2 separate regions of the Homo sapiens genome follow, and region 1 is linked to region 2. The links are chromatin loops, found by intact Hi-C in ENCODE. Cell type or tissue: left ventricle myocardium inferior. All regions are shown on one strand. Links, peaks and the distances in the headings refer to the core of each region. The heading gives the core; the rest is flanking DNA.

The links. Hi-C counts contacts between places; a loop is a spot of excess contacts. Peaks named below come from ENCODE experiments on the same cell type or tissue, not always from the same donor. Only the 100,000 strongest peaks of a DNase experiment are listed, where the experiment ranks them.
Region 1: it touches region 2 in a loop (2.7-fold over the local background); 32 of 110 quality-filtered maps call a loop at or near these places.

Annotation. Positions count from the first base shown.
Region 1 is chr2:169,510,425-169,518,765 of GRCh38, forward strand. KLHL41 (kelch like family member 41) reads left to right here. Exons shown (of 6, transcript NM_006063.3): 1 at 1-464; 2 at 4,150-4,307; 3 at 4,430-4,537; 4 at 7,766-7,951. Among named protein-coding and RNA genes, the nearest start is that of KLHL41, 4.9 kb to the left of the region's middle. In left ventricle myocardium inferior, for the core only: no CTCF peak of the experiment used is centred there; a DNase peak (open chromatin) is centred at 3,715; H3K4me3 peaks cover 3,470 bases; H3K27ac peaks cover 5,673 bases.
Region 2 is chr2:169,924,528-169,932,868 of GRCh38, forward strand. It overlaps UBR3 (ubiquitin protein ligase E3 component n-recognin 3), which reads left to right. Exons shown (of 39, transcript NM_172070.4): 14 at 1,092-1,220; 15 at 2,165-2,217; 16 at 2,311-2,444; 17 at 2,793-2,878; 18 at 4,200-4,341. Among named protein-coding and RNA genes, the nearest start is that of UBR3, 100 kb to the left of the region's middle. In left ventricle myocardium inferior, for the core only: CTCF peaks have their summits at 4,072 (motif pointing left) and 4,272; no DNase peak of the experiment used is centred there.

The DNA of each region.
Region 1 (8,341 bases), core at 176-8,175, 410 kb before region 2:
GTGAAGTGTTTGATTGTATCCGTTTTCGCCTTATGACAGAAAAATATTTTAAGGATCATGTTGAGAAAGATGATATAATTAAAAGCAACCCAGACCTCCAGAAAAAAATCAAAGTTCTAAAAGATGCTTTCGCAGGCAAACTCCCAGAACCTAGCAAAAATGCCGCGAAGACTGGGGCTGGTGAGGTGAATGGTGATGTTGGTGATGAAGATTTACTTCCTGGTTACCTGAATGACATTCCCAGGCATGGAATGTTTGTAAAAGACCTCATCCTCTTGGTTAATGACACAGCAGCAGTGGCTTATGACCCCACGGAAAATGAATGCTACCTTACTGCACTGGCTGAGCAGATTCCCAGAAATCATTCCAGCATTGTTACCCAGCAAAATCAGATATATGTGGTAGGAGGACTATATGTGGATGAAGAAAATAAGGATCAACCTCTACAGTCATACTTCTTCCAGGTAAGAAGGACTTTTTGTATATGTAGTTGCTTAAAGGGAAGGCTGTTACTCACCATCCAGTTAGCCAATTTGTGAATTATTCAAGCTGCTTGCATTTTACTCTAATTGATGTCCTATTCCAGTCCCTTGCACTTTTGCTGTATAGAGCGTTGACAGAAAAATATTTGACTGCTTTGTTAATGTGTAATAAAAAGTTTGGTGAATAATGAGGTTCTAATTCATGTTTAATGACTTAAGATGTTCTTTATACTATTTTACCAAAAATGCCTTGTTTATAGATGATCGTGACTGTAATCCCTCAAAGCCCAGTATTTTAGTAAAAACTAAATTTATTTTTTCTTAGCAGAGATGGGCTCTCACTATGTTGCCCCGGCTGGTCTCGAACTCCTGGGCTCAAGCAATACTCCCAGTTTGGCTTCCCAAAGTGCTGGGATTACCGGTGTGAGCCACCACCCCCTGCTGTAAAAACTAAATTTAATCTTGTATACTCTTACCTATTAAAAATAGTTAATGTCTTTCCCCAAATAGTTTCCCTAAATCAAAGTTCTTATCCATTATAAAGAAGTAATAATTGGTCAGATTTTCTTTTTTAATTTCTTTTTCTTCTTCATCTGCTGGCAGCTCTAAATTGGTCAGATTTTCTACCTTCTTCCAAGTTTCCCTGAACTTCATTTGAAGTTCTTGGAGGTAGCACTTCATCTCTTATTTATGGTTACTGCCTAAAATATAATTTTGTTGAAAATGAAAAAAACTTGTATATATATTCCACACACTTTGGATTATCTTCTAGGAAAAACTGTCTACACAAAAGTCGCTAATTTGAATTAATTATAGTTAGAAATTTTTATTATATCACATTTATTTGGATCAGAGATACATTTAGACATTATTAGAACTTAACAATCTGTTTTGTGAAACCACAGAATTTTCCAAGAAAATTAATTCTCCTAAACCAATATACCCTTAGTTGTTTGAAAGGAATTTGTCTTATATTATCAATGTGTTATACTTTATCAGTTTATGAAGGAGTTGGCTTAACCTTTGTCTTCCATAATGCCAATACCGAAACTTTATAGCTTACAACTGGCTCAAAAGAGTTTGTTTAGGTCATAGCTAATCATGGCTGGGGCTTATGGGCACTTTAGTTGGAAAGGCCAAAGATAAGCAAGTATACAATGTCATACCACAGTCACAGTATGCTCTCAAAGTGTGTGATATACTTTGCATTCACAAAATACTATTATACCTTTAATCAACTTTTTCTAATCTTGAAAAATGTAGTTGTGATAATACATATTAATCATGTTTCTTAATTTTCAAAGTTCCAGTGAAGAATGTTATAAGTATTTGAATGTGGGTCAGAAAATTTCCCAAGCCCTAATTTTAAAGTCAAATAAACGTCAAAAGTGGCAAAGTCAATGAAAAAGGCTATAAATACATCCAGGAAGTAAGAATGTTATAAAAACACAGATAGACAGATGACAGACATATAGGTAGATACCTACAAATGACAGATCCACGGAATAGTTGTTGCCATGGAATGATTCTCCAAAATTACTGGAGTTTTAAATTTCATTTCATATTTAATTTATTGAATATATCTATAACACGGTCCTTTTTACTTTCAAGTGTTCAGTTTAATCTTTGTCCTCTTCCAGCCTAATAAAACCCTTACTTTTACTGACGCAGCTTCTCATTTTTGGTTCAAGAAACCTACTTAATGTTCTGTATAACAGAACATTAACAATAACAGTTATACAAAGTTGGAAGGTCAGCAAAGCAAATGCCTTGCTGCTTTTAAAAGGCACTAATAGAACGGTATGCCAGGATAAAAACACTTCACCATAAAAGAGGGTTGTGACTCATCAGACAATATTTACATGAGAATTTCAGGTTTTATATTTTTCTGCTTGGTCACATCTATTTAAAATGCATTAATTTAGGAGTAATTTGACCTTTGATTGTATGCTGTAAATAGATTATGAGAATTTTTTACCTTGGTAAGGGAGGATTTTTTCCCCCACTCATTAATTTGAATTAATAGATTCATCAAATCTTTGAACAGGTCTTAAAGTAATCTAGGTCCAAACCCTAATTTTAACAATGAGGAAAGTTGAACTCAGAGAAGTTAAATAGCTTGATAGTTCCTCTATAAAAGAGACTGGTAGGTAGTCTACTGTTCCATCTGCTAGAGAAAGTGCCCTCTAACAGGTAATATGGGAAGGTAGGCAGTACTGTACAGTATGAGAGTTAAGCCCACAGGTATGGGATTATGATGGCTGCTGTTTCCATTTTTTAAAACCAACTGTGAATGTACATGGCTTGGATTTGAATATCACCTAAAAGTTCTGTGTATTTGGGAAAATTATTTAATCTTCCTGTGCCTCGGTTTCCTCATCTGTAAAATGGGGATGATAGAAATGCCTATCCTGGAGAACTAAATGAGGTTACCTGTGTAAAGCATTTAGTTCAAAGACTATGACAACAGTCAAAACCCCATAAATGTTCATTATTATTTCTACTATATTACATACCACCTTCATGATCAAAGAATTTCTTTCAAAAGTGAAAACATAAGGGATCAAAATCTAGCTGTTGAAATTAGTGAATGCAAAGCTAAGAATGCACATGTGGAGATTAAACTTCTCATGTCATCTAGTCTTAATTAGCGCTTTGTTTAACTGAGGTTACTAGACCACATATAGATAGGCTTCCACAGACACCCCTGTCTATACCACAGCCATTTGTATGCACATCTATTCTTAGTATCCAGTGAAACTGGGTTTTATTCATTTTATTTTTGCAATCTAGAAGTGGTACCAGAGAGAACAACAAATCTGCAACTGTACTCTTGCAGAAAACAGTTTTCTTGTGCCTTAGTGTGCTAAAATGAAAAGTGTAAAATATTTAAATTACCAAAAGTAAGTGATGAAACAGATGCCACCATCATCTACCCCAGGGCATGGGCACAAGGAGATTTTCCTCCTTGGGAAAATCTTAAGCTTGCAGAAGTGGTGGTGACCAAAAATGAGCAGTTACTTATTAATATAAATTTTTTAAAAAAGAGAAGAGTATTTCAAGGGACTCCCAACAACACACTAGGAAATTCACTTTAACGCCTGCCTGTATCAGGAATAATAAAGCAAAACACAGAGAACCTAAAATGTTTTTAAAGAAAGAAAAAAAGATATTGCCCAACATCCCAGTTGTTTGTGGACTGAGTGACAGGTCCAGCTGTCCCAGCTGCCGGCATGGGGAGCATGTTAAATATAGCACGCAGGGGTCATTCACATTCTGTGACCCTCCTTGTTATGACAACCTTTCTTTCCCCAGTGTCCTAAAAGTATGAGGATCTCCTGTTTCAAAGCTGAACAAGGCAATATGGGAGAAAATTTGACAAGAAACCTCACAGTTGTAATTAACCTCTGGTGATTCTATTTTATTTTTTCTTTTCTTGAAGCCTTGAAGATTTTGATATCTTTATCTGGTAGGCCAAGTAGATTTACTCATTCTTCTTGGTAATTATGAGCTACAATGTGATACTTTGGGGTTGTAGTTTTATTTACTTGTGAGATATTTGACTATCTCGATGACTTCTAAACAACATATAAAGTATAACTTTTTTTGGTGTACTTCTAATTTTTTTCTAACAGGCTCCACAATCTCTCATATATGTTTTTTTCAGCTCGATAGCATAGCATCTGAATGGGTTGGACTTCCACCTCTGCCTTCAGCCAGGTGTCTCTTCGGTCTGGGAGAGGTGGATGATAAAATCTATGTAGTTGCAGGCAAAGACCTTCAAACAGAGGCTTCGCTGGATTCAGTATTATGCTATGATCCTGTGTAAGTTGGCATGATATTCCTGTTCCCTAAGCATTCAAGTATATGCGTGCCTACAACATATTCATATTTTCAGAACCTGGAATTTACTGAAGGTATATAAATTCTGTCTCGTTTAATTTTAGGGCTGCAAAATGGAACGAAGTAAAAAAACTCCCTATCAAAGTCTATGGCCATAATGTGATTTCACATAAAGGGATGATATATTGTCTAGGAGGAAAGACAGATGACAAGTAAGTACCCTGAACTCTCATGATTTATGTCTAAATGACTTTTTATTAGAAGGGTTTCTTCCTCTTTTCTTTTCTTTTTTTTTTTTTTTGAGATGGAGCTTCACTCTTGTTGCCCAGGCTGGAGTGCAGTGGTGTGATCTCGGCTCACTGCAACCGCCGCCTCCTGGGTTCAAGCGATTCTCCTGTCTCAGCCTCCTGAGTAGCTGGGATTACAGGCATGCTCCACCACGCCTGGCTAATTTTGTATTTTTAGTAGAGACAGGGTTTCTCCATGTTGGTCAGGCTGGTCTTGAACTCCCGACCTCAGGTGATCTGCCCGCTTCAGCCTCCCAAAGTGCTAGGATTATAGGTGTGAGCCACCACGCCCGGTCTCTTCCTCTTTTCCTTTGGATCTGCACACTAAAATGGGACATGGTTCTCACCTATCATATTGTGGAGGGAAAATCTTAAAATTTCAAGTCGCTGAAGTAAACATGTAGATACTCAGCATACTGCTAGGAATGAGCCTAATACCCCAATCATAAGCATCCTTACAGTCCAGGCAGTATCTAGGAGCATAATCAAGTCCTGTATTTCACTGATTTATAATTGTATTTTACTACATTAAAACCAATGGGTTTTCTTATTCATTTAGCCATAAGTAGATAAAAATTGAAAGGTATCTTTAATGTAGTATTTAAAATATATCTTCTAAGACAACTGTGCATAAAAAATATCATGGATTTGTACTTTACATTCATAAGAGGGACTTTAGATAGGTCAGTTTGAAAGAAAAGCGTGGTGATTGAAAAGAGGGAAGTAAAAAAGACAAAATAAAAACAAAAAATTAAGGCAATTATTTCCTCAGCAGTGTTCTTCCACATATTTACTCCCTGACAGAGGTAATATTCAAAATGGCTTCCAACTGTTCAAAACTGAGCTCCCAGTAGCACCCAGTATCTTGTGAGAAAACCAGGATGAGGTTTCATATATAAACCTAACTTGATTTCCAGTCAATTCTTAAGGAACCTGTAATCAGGAAAGAGATGTTATAACCCAGAGAGAGGAGAAGTGAGCTCCGAATGCTTCAGAGACAGTCAAACCAGTATAACCTGTCTAGTAAAATAAGCATTTTCAGTTTAGATGGTGAGAACTAATATTCTGCCCCTGAAAAATCTGCCTGATTTGGCTTGTCATCATTTGCCCAGGCCATTGAATTAATAGTGATGTCCAACCCTGAAAAGGGAGCCAAAATTTAGAATTGTAAGGGCAAAGCAGGAAAGGAGAGTAAAATATAGAAATGTGTTAGATGTCAAGAACTCTATTCTGGAGTTAATGATTATTGGGTATTAGTCAATTTAAATGGTAAATATAGCACAGAAAAGGCGATTTTAAAAAGCAATGGTTTTTAAACATCTACCTGTATTCAAAGATAACATATTCTAAAATTTTTATATCCTCCCTAATCCCAGCTATTCCTATCAAATTTAAAGGAAGGTATATTATATGCTTACCTGGTGCCAGATCTTATTTTGGGCATTTTTCCTGAGTAAACTGAATGGAAAATCACTACTAAAGAGCATTCTGACTTTGGAAACACAGGAACCCTGCCAAATGATTTAAATTGTTTCCTTCAAGCAGCATTAGTAACTAGGAAATTGATATGTCAGTAAGAAGCATACAGTTCTTGTCAGTAGGAATATATCAATCTTGAGAATATGATTAACTAACACAACACTGCTTGACAAATGTCAAAGTCAAGAACTTTGAAATGAGTCATTATCTAAAAGTAAGTGCTGGGCTGGGTGCAGTGGCTCATGCCTGTAATCCCAGCACTTTGGGAGACCGAGGCAGGTGGATCACCTGAGGTCGGGAATTTGAGACCAGCCTGTCCAACGTGGAGAAACCCCGTCTCTACTAAAAATACAAAATTAACCGGGCGTGGTGCCGTTTGCCTGTAATCCCAGCTACTAGGGAGGCTGAGGCAGGAGAATCACTTGAACCCGGGAGACAGTGAGCTGATATCGCGCCACTGCACTCCAGCCTGGGCAACAAGAGCGAAACTCCGTCTCCAGAAATAAATAAATAAATAAAAGTAAGTGCTGAATTGCACCAGTTCCCACTAATGAATTTGAAGAACGTGATTTTGGATAATGTTCTTATCAAGAAGTGTTCAAATGATACCAATAGTCAAATATTAGAGGAAATGCTTCTACTCCAGATAACTGGTCTTTTACACAATTAAGAAAAAAATTGTCCTCACAAAAAAGTTAAGGTGTTTTTCATCACCAAATATATCCAGTTAATCAATTATTATTTGAAATTCTGAACTCCCATCAAATTATAGATAACTTCAAGGAACCATAAAAAACATACTAAGGGCGGGGCATGGTGGCTCACACCTGTAATCCCAGCACTTTGGGAGGCTGAGGCTGGAGGATCACTTGAGCTCAGGAATTCGAGACCAGCCTGGCCAACATGGCGAAACCCTGTCTCTACCAAGCATACAAAAAACTAGCTGGGTGTGATGGCACATGCCTGTGTTCCCAGCTACCTGGGAAGTTGAGATGGGAGGATCACTTGAGCCCTGGATGCGGAGGTTGCGGTGAGCCAAGATCGCACCACTGCACTCCAGCCTGGGTGGCAGAGTGAATAATAATTCAGATGAGTCCAGGTCTTTCTGGTAGCATTTAGCATGTAAAACTGTTGTCATGATTCATCAGCTCAGATGATTTGTTGTCTAATCCATAGTCCCAGATTTCTTAAAATGCACTGGTATGTTAGTGCTAATATAAAATAAAATGATCTATCATATAAAATTTAAAGTAGGTATATTTGCACCTAATTATTCTTTAAGTTAACTGATTCGTTCCTAGGATATTCAGATAATAAATAAACTTACCATTTGTTATTGAGGTGCAATAAAAGGTTTATGATTTTATTTTTTACTCAAATAGAGTAAAAAAACTTCAATTGAATTTAGTAGATACGATTAAAATCAGCTGTGCCTGGGGTTCTAAGCAGCTATCCAGAAGTAAAGGTACCCTATCTTCCAACAGTAAAATTAAGTTATAGTTTTGGTCCCCACATTTGGGCTTGTCCTTTGTTTAGTGGCATATGTTCAAATTAAGAATTCTTTGGAGTTTTCTGATCCTACTATATATTTTTCATGACAAGCAAAGCCAAATTATTAGTGAAGGTGCTGTCAAAAAAAGGTTCTAAAAGGAACATTTGTTTTTCTGTTTACAGAAAATGTACAAACAGGGTGTTTATCTTCAACCCCAAAAAAGGAGATTGGAAAGATCTGGCTCCAATGAAAATTCCTCGTTCCATGTTTGGAGTAGCAGTCCATAAAGGCAAAATTGTGATTGCAGGAGGTGTCACTGAAGATGGTCTTTCAGCTTCAGTTGAAGCTTTTGACCTTACAACAAATAAGTGAGTTGCCACATCTTAGTATATAGCATGTGAACAACTATACATTTTAATTGTTAACTTTGGATAAAAAGTTATCTTTCTAATTAGGATGTGGGGAGGGGAGGGTACAGAGCCACAGATTACAAAGGAAGTATTTTCATCTGGGTTTCTTTTGTTGTTACTGGATGTAAATCTTGTCTAACATTCTGATGCATTATATGTCTGTAATCTGGAACACATGACCCTTAAGTCAGTGTTGTCATGCTCTATTTGTCCTTGTTATTAACTTTGTGAATTTAGAAATGCAAAGGTAATACTTGTGAATAATTATGATTATTTTTAAGAGACAAGGTCTGGCTCTGTCACCCAGGCTGGAGTGCAGTGGCACAATCATAGCTCACTGCTGCCTCA
Region 2 (8,341 bases), core at 97-8,096:
TCCCTATCTGTATAGTGAGAGGAGAAAGAGGAGAGAAGAATTAGCTTATATAAGCACTGTGATTTCTTTTAATACCAGCAATGTAATTTGACAGGCCAGCTTTTTATATACATTAGAGGGACTTGCACTTCCATTTGTTTTTCCTGGCAATTTTAGATTTGTTAATTATTATAATATTGAACTTGAACTCTGGGTGTTAGGAAACATAAAATTATGACTGCTTGAAGCCAGGTGTGGTGGCTCACGCCTGTAATTCCAGCACTTTGGGAGGCCAAGGCGGGCAGATCACGAGGTCAAGAAATCGAGACCATCCTGGCCAACATGGTGAAACCTTGTCTCTACTGAATATACAAAAATTAGCTGGGCATGGTGGCGTGCACCTGTAGTCCCAGCTACTCGGGAGGCTGAGGCAAGAAGAATTGCTTGAACCTGGGAGACAGAGGTTGCAGTGGGCCAAGATCGCGCCACTGCACTCCAGTCTGGCGACAGAGTGAGATTCTGTTTCAAAAAAAACAAAAAAAATGATGACTGCCTAGTTTTAGTTGACACTGGACATAAATACATGAAGAATTAAATACTGATGTAGTGAGAACATTTATTCTAACCTCCAATATTTGGAAAATTAGCAGTATAGATTTAAGATTGAGTTAGGGTGAATTAAAGATGTAGAATGTATTCATTGACTTTGAACAGTTGGTTTTATTTTATGCTTATTCTAGTGTCTTTCTTTAAACATGTATATTAGGATTGTTGTTGTTGTTACTTAGGGTTTTCTTGAGGGAGAAATAGAGTGAAACATAAGCATTGATTTCTTATGAAAGATGTCAGTGAAAATCATCATAAATGTATCCAGAGGCCAACATGGAAAACCAACTCATTTGTTTAAACTCTAAAAAAGTGGCTATGTAAAAACATAATTATTGTTAAAAAAAATGTAAAAATGTATATTTCAACTGATTATCTTTAACATTGGACAGAATATCGGGCTTATACTATGATCACATCATTAAATATTTTGAAATGGTTATTTATAATATTTTGTAAAGATTGCATTTAGATAATTTATTCTTTGTCCAATTTACTTTTATTAGGCAAGTCTTGCAGAAATCCACAGCAATATGTGGGTAAGAAATGGTCTGCAAATCAAAGGACAAGCCATGACGTATGTCCAGTCTCATTTCTGTAATTCCATGATTGATCCTGACATTTACCTGTTACAGGTAAGCCAGCTAGATAATGCAGATATACTTTAGAAGTGTCTCATTTGTACCCAAGGGATTTTAATTTATAGAGGTGACTGCGTGATGACATGGAGAGGCCAATGCCATTGAAAGAATAATTTTTTACTTACATTTCCCAGGAGAAGAGGCATACCACCCAACACAAGGCTACAAGGAAAGCACCAGATTTTGGTCAAGAGGCAGAAAGGAGTGAGGGGAGAGCCTAGGCCAGAGCCTTTATTGGGGTTTCTGCAGGAAAGGCAAGGAAAGGCAAGGCAGGATTGGCTAATTTGAATAATTCCAGCAGGCTTTGAGGCATAGGGGCTGTATCTGGCTCTGCGGTACCTGGCCCTGGGTTGATTTAGGGGAGGGGAAATACTGGGTTGATGTGTGAGAGTTAGATAAAGACAGTGGTTGGCTTGCATGACAGGCATTTTCCCAAGTAAGTTGTTTAGTATGTTCAGGAATTAACTGGCTCTGGGAGGGACTATCTGTCTTCAGGTCTGTAATGCCCCTCAAGATGTCAAAACATCATAATATACAGAAAATAAAAATCATAGCCAGGCGTGGTGGCTCATGCCTGTTATCCCAGCACTCTGGGAGGCCAAGGCAGGCAGATCACTTGAGGCCAGGAGTTTGAGACCAGCCTGGCCAACACGTCGAAACCCTGTCTCTACTAAAAATACAAAAATTAGGCAGGTGTGGTGGCACACACCTGTAAATCCCAGCTACTCGGGAGACTGGGGGATGAGAATTGCTTGAGCCTGGGAGGCAGAGGTGGAGGTTGCAGTGAGCTGAGGTTGCACCAGCTTGGGTGAGAGTGAGACTCTGTCTCAAAAACAAAAAACAAAAAACAAAAAACAAAAAAAAGTATAGAAAAACATGATTAATAGAAGAAGGAAAACTGAATATTGAGAAATAAAGCATTTTGTTTTCTTTTAAAGGTTTGTGCTTCTAGACTTGACCCAGATTATTTTATTTCATCCGTCTTTGAAAGGTAGGCATAATTTTATTAAGACAGGTATTAGGAAGTGTCCAGTTAATTTTGTTTTAATTTATAAAAATATGTTTCAAATATTTCTTCTTGTAGATTTAAGGTAGTGGATTTGTTGACAATGGCATCACAACATCAAAATACAGTACTTGATGCAGAGCATGAGAGGTCGATGTTAGAAGGCGCTCTTACATTTCTTGTGATTCTTTTGAGTCTTCGTTTACATTTAGGTAAAACTCACTGATACTAATACTTATGCATTAACTGTTTTCCTCCCTTTCTCCCCCTCCCTGTGGTAGTAACTGGCTTAGGGAAAAAAGGAAAGGATGTAGATAAATGTAAACAATGTTTCAAACTCTTGATATGTTGTACTGTAGGTATACCTTTTAGAATATCCTTTGCTTAAGGGAACTGCAAACAGCAGTTAAACTGCAGTTATGTTTGGAGCATAGCTTCTTTACTCTTTAATTTGAAGCATCTTATATTTGGTAAAACAGCTTAGTAAAAAGTGTGGTAAGTTTTTTTCTTTATAATTTATGTATACTCAGATTTGTTAATTCCGTTTTTAATAATTTTAGGAATGTCTGATGATGAGATTCTCAGGGCCGAGATGGTAGCCCAGCTGTGTATGAATGACAGGACACACAGTTCATTGCTGGACCTCATATCCTTTTAAAATTTTACTTTCTGTTAGTTGCAGGATCTAAAATAAGTATTTTTTATGATTAATAGTTTATCAATTTTTTGATTAATTTTTTTTCAAAGTTGAAAAATAATATAGAAAAAGAAGAACACCAGTTGTGTGCTCAAGTATGTATTCAAGCCTGGTGACTGTTTTTTTTTTTTTTTAACCTCCTGTTATTACCTCTTGGGGAACTCTTCTTAGACTTTAGGGTAGATTTCAGGACTGAATGATGGCTTTGGCCACCCCAGCATTTAACCTCCTAGTGGACAGCATTACTGAACGTTTTATAAAAGGCAGCTAGGTCCATTTTGTCTGTGTAGCCAGGATGCAATTCATGGTTAACAGTTAAAGGTATACCTTACGATTATTATTACCAGGATTTTAAACATTTTGAGGGTTTTTCTGTAGAATTTGGTCTTAAAGGATTTTTGAATTTATAGATTTTTGTGTACAAACAGGGAACCTGTGGTTCTTTGTATAGGACTGAACATACAATGAGAATCTGATTATCTTTTTAAGTTAATGTTAATAAAATTTTACACAAAGATTATCAAGTAATTTTGTGATAAAAATTCTGGCCGAATTTAGTATTTGTATATCTTATGACTATGTTTGGAAGAATTGGCTAAACTTTTTATTTTGTGAAATAAGTCCTATTAGAATGCCTGTTTGACAACCTTGATTTTTGTAAGCAGCCTCAATTTGATACTGTCTGATGATTTCCTTCAGTCATTATGAACTATGTGTCAGTGCTATTATAGAGTAAAAACGATCTCTGTGTCTTTCAATTTTAAAGATTTATGTGCTTTAATGTGAGGAGAGAATCTTTTTGGTTTGCCTCTTTGCTTATATTTGCTTAGTATTTTTTTCTTTGGGGATGAAATTTTGTGTTTTTGGAAAAACAATCTTTGCTCATAAAAATCTTGGCTAATTTTTCACAAGTTCTTTCTGTTTTTTAAGGAAAAGTTATTTACAAAATGGTAAAAATGAAGACACATTTTTAAAAGTTTTTCTATCGTTTTCTGAAATTTGATAAATTTATTTCGGGGAAAATATACCTGGGAACTACTGCAGCATACAATTTATTAGTAGGCTCCTAGATTAAACATATTTTCAAAAATCACAATTAAAAACAGTTATTATTGATCTGTTGTATTATATAGCCCTCTTGTGGCCAGCTTTGTATATTACAACCAATTACTATTTGTCTACTTCAGCAAAATGAGAAACTAGAGTACCTTGGAAAGGCTATAAATCTGGCTTTTTGTTACTAATATTTTTTTCTTGACATATATATCATATTCCAGAAAATCCTAATCCCAAAAGTGGCATTATTCCAGGCAGTTACAGCTTTGAATCAGTTTTATCAGCTGTAGCTGATTTTAAGGCTCCTGTTTTTGAACCTGGAGGTTCTATGCAACAAGGCATGTATACTCCCAAAGGTATGTTTATATACATAAATGGACTCTTTCAAATATCAGTTCTTGAATGGTGAATTCTTCTGTGTATTAAAAGAAAATGTTTACCTTTTATTCGTTCAAGCTTTGGTTTTCTTTTCTCCATTTTGTTATAAATGTATGTCTTTATTGGTAAACAGTGATACTGCTTTCAATTACTTAGAAATCTATAGCTTTATGTTACACTAAGACTTCTTAGATGACTCTAAACTATAAAGGAAATTTATATTTGAACTCTAATTCATTTTTATAAGTGATCATAACCATAAATGAACCAGAAACTATAAAACAAAATGTATATTAAAAAATATTTTGAATGTATTTACTCTCCAAATTTGATTTTGAAACAGCAAAAGAATCCTCACGACCCAAATTTTAACTTGAAATAGTTCAAATTAAAGTCTGTATAGGCCGGGTGTGGTGGCTTATGCCTGTAATCCCAGCACTTTGGGAGGCCGAGGTGGCTGGATCACCTGAGGTCAGGAGTTCGAGACCATCCTGGCCAACATGATGAAACCCGTCTCTATTAAAAATGCAAAAAAATTAGTCAGGCATGGTGGCAGGTGCCTGTAATCCCAGCTACTCGGGAGGCTGAGGCAGGAGAATCACTTGAACCCAGGAGGTGGAGGTTATAGTGAGACCCTATCGTGGCCACTGCACTCCAGCCTAGGCAACAAGAGTGAAACTCCATCTCAAAAAAAAAAAGTCCACATAGAATGCTGATAGCACTTACTTACATTTTGAACCTATGTTAAATGCACAGAACGTTTTCCTTAAGTGGATGATTGGTTTTGGAAGGTTTCTCCCGCATAGATTCATAGTTGACATCCTTGACAGCAGCCAGAAGTAAGTGAGGTTTTGATTTACACAGTCTTTTTTTGTTTGACTTTCATATTTTCACTTCTCTAAGTGAAAATTTTGAAGGAAGTAGCAGTTACGTGCTTCTTGACTCCCTCAACACGTTGTCTAAATGAAAAACCAATGCCCATTTTGAAGTTGTAAATAATATACACTGTACTGTGTGTGTTTGGCAAAGCAGAACAGAAAAGCCTTATTTGGGATTTTTCAGGGAGTTCACAAGGAGCAAGAAAATCCAGTCTCTGGTTGGAAAGTATTCCATTAAAAGAAAAGCACAGTATTTTTTTAGTGTAGAGGATATTTTGTGTGTAAAATTAGATGAATTTGGGAGTGGAGTGGTGCTGTGGTGTAGTGCAGTGCTTATAAAAGTGTGATGTGACGATTACATCTCTGTCAGACTCACTTGCGCTCCTCATTAAGAATGCAGGCCCCTGTGTCTCACCTCCTATCTGCTATCATCAGAATCTCTGTGGGTGAAATCTGGGAATCTGCTTTTTAAAACAAGCTGTTTAGATGACTGTTCTGAACAATGCTGAGATGGAATACTGGGCATTCGGAGATTAGAGCAAGGAAATTGAGTGTCATATTTAAATACCATATGAATTATATTTGCTAGTTGTGTGGTTTAGGAAATTAGTTGTTTTTTTTTTTGTTATTTTTTTGGAGACAGAGCCTCACTTTGTCGCTCAGGCTGGAGTGCAGTGGCGCCATCATAGCTCACTGCACCCTTGACCTACTGGGCTCAAGTGGTCCTGCCACCTCAGCTTCCCCAGTAGCTGGGACCATAGACACCCACCACCATGCTGGCTAATTTTCATGTGTTTTGTAGAGACAGGGCCTTGCTGTGTTGCCCAGGCTGGTCTCGACTGTTGGGCTTAAGCAATCCTCCTGCCTCAGCCTCCTAAAGTGCTGGGATTGCAGGTGTGAACCGCCATGCCTAGCCAGTTTTTTTATCTTTGGATTTGGCTTCTTATCTGTAAAATAAGTTTTTAAACTTTTAAAAGTGGTTGAAACAAGCCTCTGGTTTCGGGGACTAAGCCTTAAGTGAATTTGTCATATTAATATAAAACCAACAAAAGCTGGCTTACTCCTGTTAAAGTGGGTGTGGGTAGTGAACCTAGCTTCTTCTCTGTCCTGCTATCTACTTGCTCCTAAAGTGGCCCCTGTTATACATCTGTGGTAATTCAGCTCCATGGAACACTGTTTGAAGCCCACTGGACTAATTAATCACTGAAGTTTTCTTCCATTGCTAAGGTTGTGCAATTCTGATAAAAGCTTTGGCATGTTAATTATGCAAAATAATAGACTTTAAAGAGAAGGACGATCAAGGCCGGGCGCAGTGGCTCACGCCTGTAATCCCAGCACTTTGGGAGGCCAAGGTGGGTGGATCACGAGGTCAGGAGATTGAGACCATCCTGGCTAACATGGTGAAACCCTGTCTCTACTAAAAATACAAAAAATTAGCCGGGCTTGGTGGCGGGCACCTGTAGTCCCAGCAACTCAGGAGGCTGAGGCAGGAGAATGGCGTGAACCTGGGAGGCGGAGCTTGCAGTGAGCCGAGATCGCGCCACTGTACTCCAGCCTGGGTGACAGAGCGAGAATCTGTCTTAAAAAAAAAAAAAAAAAAAAAAAGGACGATAAATGATTCTAGAAATACTAATAAAGATCTTTGTGAAGGACTGTCTTCAGAATTTTAAGTCATACTTCTGATACTTTAAGATGAATAGCTTGTTACATGAAACTAGGGACAGTGGTTAACAATGGTTAACAGTGTCTTGTGCTAGAAGGTTGTAATTATAGTGGATGGTTAGGGAGAAGCTTAAGCTTCTTACCATGTTTTCAAATGTTAAGAATTTTGCTAGAGAGAATGAGAGAAAAAAATCTATTAAGGAGATACTCTTAAGGCGGTGGTTTCTAAAATTATTATCTCAGTTTATCCTTTAGATTTTTGCCACATCTAAATAGCCTCTCTACTGAAATATACTTAGTATTTCACTATTTTTTAAAATGAGTTAACTTAAAAAAAACCTTGCCTCTTCCTAAGCGTGATTATTAGTGAGGTGTCATGAATTTTATTTGCAAGTTACAATTTTCTAATATACATTATACACATTAAAAATAATTACATAATTATTAAAATGAAAAGCTTTATATACTTAATACTTAAAATCATCTTGTGAACCATCAGTTGTACACATTCCACACACAAGATAGTGGTTCCTAATTATGCAGAAGGTAAGAAGACAAATTATCAGTTTTAGCAAAGGAGCAGAAAATCTTTTATAAACAAAAAAGACTTATAAAGTGGGTCTCTTCAAAATCAATAGCTCATTAATTTTTTTTTTTTTTTCTTGGAGACTGAGTCTCACTCTGTTGCCCAGGCTGGTGTGCAGTGGCGTGATCTTGGCTCACTGCAACCTTCGCCTCCTGGGTTCAAGTGTTTCTCCTGCCTCAGCCACCCGAGTAGCTGGGATTACAGGTGTGCGCCACCACGCCTGGTTAATTTTTGTATTTTTAGTAGAGACGGGGTTTCACCATGATGGCCAGGCTTGTCTCAAACTACTGACCTCAAGTGATCTGCCCACCTCAGCTGCCCAAAGTGCTGGGATTACAGGCATGAGCCACCGTGTCCAGCCTCATTAATCTTTAAATCTAGTTTTCATGTTTTTACTTTTAAGTACTTTTTTTGTTTAATACTTTTTTTGGGAAATGAGGTCTGTCTTTGTTGCCTGGGCTGGTCTCAAACTCCTGGGTTCAGGTGAGCCTCCTGCCTAAGCCTCCCAAGTAGTTGGGACTAGAGGTGTAAGGCATCATGCCCTGCTTAACTTTAAATACTCTCAGAGATCCTAACCTGCTGTGTTTCTTTCTAATTGGCACCTTACAAACAACAACAACAACAATGAAGTAAACTTTTCTGGTGAGGCATTGTTGTATTACAAAACTTTTGTTCTTTAGTGCTTGCTGAACTCAAGAGAACATTCCTGATGATGAAATTGTGATTTTTGACTTAGAAAAGTAATCATGGCATCAAGCTTCTTAAGGCAAATACTATAATCAGATTAAATTGTTCTGTGTTTTAAATGTAAAATATACTTAACAAATGTAATAAGTCAATAAATATTGATTT